Linked DNA regions of Homo sapiens: region 2 is linked to region 1. Evidence: read pairs that join two places in POLR2A ChIA-PET (ENCODE). Cell type or tissue: K562. All regions are shown on one strand. Each heading gives the region's core, and the rest is flanking DNA. Links, peaks and the distances in the headings are about the cores only.

Region 1 (4,029 bases), core at 857-3,356:
ACACCCACTACAGCCCTCTCTCCTTGCCTCTACAGCCAAGCTTCCCAAGAGGGGAGACCATACTCGTTGTCAATTTTTCACCTCCTCCTACATCCCCAACCCTAGCCACCATCCATGGAAATGGCTAAACTAATGATCAACTCCTAGCCAAATTTGATGGACTCTTTTCAAATCTTTTCTTCCCTGCATCCCTGGAATAGTGGATACCACTGACCACTCCTCCTTCCTTCCTTCCTTTCTTTTTTTTTTTTTTTTTTCCAGATTCTCACTCATTCGCCCAGGCTAGAGTGCAGCGGTATGATCTCGATCTCAGCTCACTGCAATCTCCACCTCCCAGGCTGAAGCCATTCTCTTGCCTCAACCTCCTGAGTAGCTGGGATTACAGGTGCCCACCACCACGCCCAGCTGATTTTTTTGTATTTTTAGTAGAGACAGGGTTTCACCATGTTGGCCAGGCTGGTCTTGAACTCCTGACCTCAGGTGATCTGCCCACCTCAGCCTCCCAAAGTGCTGGGATTATAGGCGTGAGCCACCTCGTCCAACCGCCTTTCTTAAAAGACAATTCCTTTGGCTTCCTGACATTGCCTTCTGCATTTCTTGCTATCTCTCTGGCCACTCCTTTCCAGTCTTCTTCCTTGAATCCTTTTTATCTATTCACCACTTACACCTGTAATCATTAATCTTCTTGGTGGTTCATGCTCCCCTTTGAGACTCTAATGCACAATCAGAGATTGCTAGCATCTCCCATGCAGCTGAAGGGGCACATGCATTTGTGAAAGCCACCCACAGAGGCCAGATTAAGAGCCTTGCTCTTGAGTGTTAGGATTCCCACCTCCCTGCCTCCACCTCTTCAGGCCAATTCCCATCCACTCTCAGGGATGATGAATCCCAGATCAACATCTCCAGACTCTCCTCGGAGCTACAGACCCAAGTTTCTAATTGCTGCCTGGATGTCCCACCTAAGCCTCAAACTCACAGCTTCCAAACTCAAGTCATTATCCAATGCCATCCTCCAGGCCTCACTTCCTCTCATAATTCCTCTCTGGTGGACATCACTGCCTCCAAAGCAAGAAGCCTGGAGTCAGCAAAAGTGCTGAGGATGGCACTAGAACCTCTCACAGGATTGCTATGTTAAATAATGTGATACATGTAAAGCACATAGAATGGTGCCTGATACATCATAGATGTTCAGTGTTATTATTGTTACTATTATTGCTGCTTCTTTCCCTTTACATCCAATTAGAAGCCAAGTCCTGCCAATTCTATCATTTTTTTTTTTTTTCTTGAGACAGAGCTTCGTTCTTGTTGCCCAGGCTGGAGTGCAATAGCACAATCTAGGCTCACTGCAACCTCTGCCTCCCAGGTTCAAGCGATTCTGCTGCCTCACCCTCCTGAGTAGCTGGGAAGCTGGGATTATAGGCATGTGCCATCACACCTAATTTTGTATTTTTAGTAGAGATGGGGTTTCTCCATGTTGGTCAGGCTGGTCTCGAACTCTCGACCTCAGGCGATCCACCCGCCTCAGCCTCCCAAAGTGCTGGCATTACAGGCATGAGCCACCACGCCCGGCCCCCAATTCTGTCTTCCAAACTTTCCTTTTTTTGTTGTTGTTCTTTTTTTCCTTTTTTTGAGACAAAGTCTTACTCCGTCACCCAGGCTGAAGTGCAGTGGCACAATCACAGCTCATTGTGCCCTAGACCTCCTGGGTTCAAGTGATCCTCCCACCTCAGCCTCCTGAGTAGCTGAGACTACAGGCATGCACCACCACACCTGGCTAATATTTTTATTTTTTGTAGAGACAGGGTCTTGCTCTGTTGCCAGGCTGGTCTTGAGCTCCTGGGCTCAAGCAATCCTCCCACCTTGGCCTCCCAAAGTGCTGGCATTACAGGCATGAACCTCTGTACCCAGCCCCTAAATTTCCTTTGAATCTACTTTCTTCCGTATATTTCCACTGATTCTCTCTTAGTTTGAGTCATTATTACTACTTATCTAGATGATTGCAGTAATCTCCACTCTTGTCTTTTCAAATCTTTCCAAGACATCTGGCTAGCATGTTCTTGTCAAACTGCAGTTTTGATCATGATGCTTCCCCACTTTTAGCTTCAGTGTCTCCCCCAGATTCTTTTTTTTTTTTTTGAGACAGAGTGTCGCTCTGTTGCCCAGGCTGCAGTGCAGTGGCATGATCTCGGCTCACTGCAAGCTCCGCCTCCCGGGTTCATGCCATTCTCCTGCCTCAGTCTCCCGAGTAGCTGGGACTACAGGCACCCGCCATCAAGCCTGGCTAATTTTTTGCATTTTTAGTAGAGACAGGGTTTCACTGTGTTAGCCAGGATGGTCTCAATCTCCTGACCTCGTGATCCTCCCGCCTCGGCCTCCCAAAGTACTGGGATTATAGGCGTGAGCCACCATGCCCGGCCAGTGTCTCCCCAGATTCTAAAATAGTTTCCCTTGGTTTTTGGTAATTTCCTAGGGAACTTGTTGTAGAGATCCAGCCCCAATCCCAGAGAGTATTATTCTGCAGGTCTGGGATGATATTGGGCACCTGCATTCATGACATGTTCCCAATCATAGCTGGTACAAAACAAAGTTGAAAACTAAGGCAGTGCAAACTCTTCAAGGTCTAACAAGGCTCTTCTTGACCTGGTCTTCACTAACCTTTCCCACTTTATCTCCCACCTCTTCCTTTCTCCACTACTCATTGGCTCCCCATATATATATATATATATATTTGAGACGGAGTTTCGCTCTTGTTGCCCAGGCTGGATTGCAGTGATGTGATCTTGGCTCACTGTAAACCCCGCCTTCCAGTTTCAAGCAATTCTCCTGCCTCAGCCTCCTGAGTAGCTGGGATTACAGGTGCCCGCCACCATGTCTGGCTAATTTTTGTAATTTTAGTAAAGATGGGGTTTCACCATGTTGGCCAGGCTGGTCTCAAACTCCTGACCTCAAGTGATCCATCTGCCTTGGCCTCCCAAAGTGCTGGGATTACAGGCATGCGCCACTGCGCTTGGCCATATGTTTATGTTTTGTAGAGACAGAGATTTGCCATGTTGCCCAGGCTGCTCTTGAACTCCTGGACTCAAGTAATCTGCCCGCCTCTGCTTCCCAAATTGTTGGGATTATAGGCACCTGGTAAATCATTCTTTTTTTTTTTTTTTTTTTGAGATGGAGTCTCACTCTGTCACCCAGGCTGGAGTGCAGTGGCACGATCTCAGCTCACTGCAACCTCCACCCTCTGGGTTCAAGTGCCTGCCTCAGCCTCCTGTGTAGCTGGGATTACAAGCGCCTGCAACCACACCTGGCTAATTTTTGTATTTTTAGTAGAGACAGGGTTTCACCATCTTGGCTAGGCTGGTCTTGAACTCCTGACCTCGTGATCCACCCACCTCTGCCTGCCAAAGTGCTGGGATTACAGGTGTGAGCCACCGCGCCTGGCAAATCATTCTTAATAGTGAAAGAATGATTACTTTGTCCACAAGATCAGGAACAAAGCAAAAACATTTGCTCTCCCCACTTCTTTGTGTTTGTTTTTTTCTTTCTGACCTCTTCCCTGTAGGTATGTTCTCATCACTTTTATTCAACATTGTACTGAACGTGCTAGCCAGTGCAATAAGTCAGGAAGAAGAAATAAAAGGCATACAGATGGGAAAAGAAGCAATAAAACTATCTTTATTCACAGATAAAATGATTATCTATTTAGAAAATCCCAGCCATGGGCAGTATGCACACCTGTACTCCCAGCTACTTGGGAGGCTAAGGCAGGAGGATCACTTGTGCCCAGGAGTTCAAGGCTTCAGTGAGCTATGATCACCAATGCACTCCAGTCTGGGCAGCAGAATGAGGCTGTGTCTATAATAAAAAAAAAACAAAAACAAAAAAATCCTGAAGAACCTACCTACAAAAAAGCTACTAGAACTAATAAGAGAATTTAGCAAGATTGCAGGATAAATGATAAGTGATCAATACACAAAATTACATTTTTTGTGTGTTTTTTGTTTTTGTTTTTATTTTAGAGATGAAGTCTTGCCC
Region 2 (2,500 bases), core at 1-2,500, 1.1 Mb after region 1:
CTCCCTGAGACCTGCAGAGTAGCTTAGGTCATGAGCCCCTCCAAGGGTGGCCCCTCATGGCCCAATTTCGAAGTACAGGGGGAAGCGATAAAGCGACAAGTTCCGGCGGGGATGGCCCATGATTTATTTGCTGGTCTCCAGTTAGCAATCAGGCGGAGCGGTGACACATTCCAGCAGATCAATTATTTTTCTTATTGGAAAAGCATTAGGCAGAGAGAGACAAGGAGAGGGCAGTGGGCAGAGCCCCTCTTCTTTACCCCCAGCTTTTTTTCCTTTCTTTTGGAAACAGTCTGTCCCCAGCCTCGCTCACTAAATGCCCTGCTGCACTTGTAAACAAAGCTGCAAAGGCCAGTTCCTAGGATTACAGGCCTGGTGGGGGGGATTCTACAGGGCTCCCCAGCCCCTGAAAGGCCCCAGTTTCCAAACAGACCCTAGCCCCCACCCCCACCCCACCTCCCAAGGTGAAGCCAAACAAAAACAATCCCCCAACTTTTCTGCCCTTGTCTGCCTTCTGCTCTAGCCTTTTCCATAGAGGGGAGGCGAACTGAGGAGATCAGAGAGGGGAGTTTAGAGTAGGAAGAGTGGCAAAGGAAAACCAAGCCCCCATCCAAACGTAACCAGACTGGGGTTTTCTTCTGTCCAGCTCCGGGGAGGCGCAGTGGACGGCAAACTTACAGCCGGTATCAGACCTTGGAACTAGAAAAGGAGTTTCTCTTTAATCCTTATTTGACACGAAAACGTCGGATTGAAGTCTCTCATGCCCTGGGACTGACCGAGAGACAAGTGAAGATCTGGTTCCAGAACCGAAGGATGAAGTGGAAAAAGGAGAACAACAAGGATAAACTGCCGGGAGCCCGAGATGAGGAGAAGGTGGAGGAAGAAGGAAATGAGGAAGAGGAGAAAGAAGAGGAGGAAAAGGAAGAAAACAAGGACTAAGCAAAAAAGAAAGACCCCCCCCCCCTTAGCAACTCCCTTGAAGTTTCGTTTTATGGTAGCAGATAAATTGAGAAGTTTACGACTGTCATTTGCTTTTATAGAGAATAGAATGACACTCACAACTCTAACTACCTGTCAGATACTTGCAGCTCTGGTTTTATTACCTTTGGACTTCCCCCACTCTTTATTTGTTTGGGGGCTGGAGGGGGGAGACGGAGAAACAGTGAAAAGTTCGGACTCTCTGTCTCACTCCTTGCCCCACACACACTTGTCCCTGCCCCCACCCTTCTGAGTCCTTCCTGGATTTTAAGGTCTGAGACCTGGCCTCCGTGCTCCTCGGTCTGTCTCTCACCACACTCCCACCTCCCTGCTTCTCTGGTATTTATTTTAGAGGGGAGCCCCCTCGAAATGCAGAAAAGGACTTGTGGTTTTGTTTTTATGCTAAGGCTAGTGTACTAGATGTACTTTTTCTAAAAAGGAAAGGACAGAAAAAAATGAAGAAAGGAAAGGAAGACAAATGTAAAGAAATAAGGAAAAAAGCAAGGAATATCCCCTCCCCCTCCCCCTCCCCCTCCCCAGGGCTCCCTGCTTAGAAAAACCCCCTTGACTTTCTCTAGGAACCTGATGGAAACCTGAAGGAGATGTGGGTCTTTCCCCTCCCCCCATTTCCAGAAGGGTAGATAGGAGCCTGCAGTCGCCTCTAAAATCCTACCTAACCATCCCATGGTCACTCGGGCCCATGCCTTCCTCTCCTTCGCTGTTTGATTTCTATTCTGTTGGGCCCGCCTTCCTCTGAGCTGCATTAGTGTTAGTGCTCAGAAATCACCATAATCACGAAAATAATAATAATAAATCTTTAACATACTACCTAAAGGGAACCTGCAATAATCTTGAAAAAGAAAAAGAGAAAAATTTTAAAATCCTGCTATAGGAGAAAAAAAGAGAAAAAAATAAAAATCAAAAAAAAAAAAAAGAAAGAAAGAAACCTCCAGCGTATTTTATCACTACCTATAGAAAGAAATCCTGCTTTGAGAGTATTTGTAATGCGGTTTTGTTGTCGTTTGTTGCTGCTTATTTCACTAAGAAAACCCAACAACTGAGACTGCCTAGCCCGCCGGTCCTGTGCGCTTTTATTGTGCTTCTAACCCCAGTAGAGTAGAACTAAATTGCACTGAATGTATAGTTAACTCTGTCTTGAATTCTCTGTTTATGCAATGTGCTCGAAAGAAAAAAATGTTAAAAATATATCTATAATAATAATTTTTTGTCATTTGTCTTTATGTCCAGCTATGAATGTAGATTTTGTGTCCCGACAGCCCTGTTCCTGGTCCAAGTACTTTGTATTGTATACGTGAGTCATAATAATAAAAAGAAGAAGAAAAATAATAGAAGCTGGAATGACTTGCTTTTTCTCCACAGCTCTTCCCTATTCTCTACCTTCTCTCTCCTTATCCCCCTGTCCAACTCTCTGGAAAAGGTCTGCTTCACTGCTCTGGCTTTGGGGTTCAGAAACTCACGTGGAGAGAAGCCTGGGAATTGAGAAAGCATGCTGGCCTGGGAGGGC

What was found. Peaks named below come from ENCODE experiments on the same cell type or tissue, not always from the same donor. Only the 100,000 strongest peaks of a DNase experiment are listed, where the experiment ranks them.
Region 2: POLR2A ChIA-PET joins it to region 1 with 6 read pairs; 2 of 35 experiments call an interaction of 5 or more read pairs at or near these places.

The regions. Positions count from the first base shown.
Region 1 is chr12:52,928,950-52,932,978 of GRCh38, forward strand. It overlaps a transcript of KRT8 not described here. Among named protein-coding and RNA genes, the nearest start is that of KRT18, 18 kb to the right of the region's middle. In K562, for the core only: no CTCF peak of the experiment used is centred there; no DNase peak of the experiment used is centred there.
Region 2 is chr12:54,010,446-54,012,945 of GRCh38, forward strand. HOXC8 (homeobox C8) reads left to right here. Exons shown (of 2, transcript NM_022658.4): 2 at 644-2,324. The coding sequence ends at 936. Among named protein-coding and RNA genes, the nearest start is that of HOXC8, 2.7 kb to the left of the region's middle. In K562, for the core only: no CTCF peak of the experiment used is centred there; DNase peaks (open chromatin) are centred at 622, 1,236 and 1,560; H3K4me3 peaks cover 798 bases.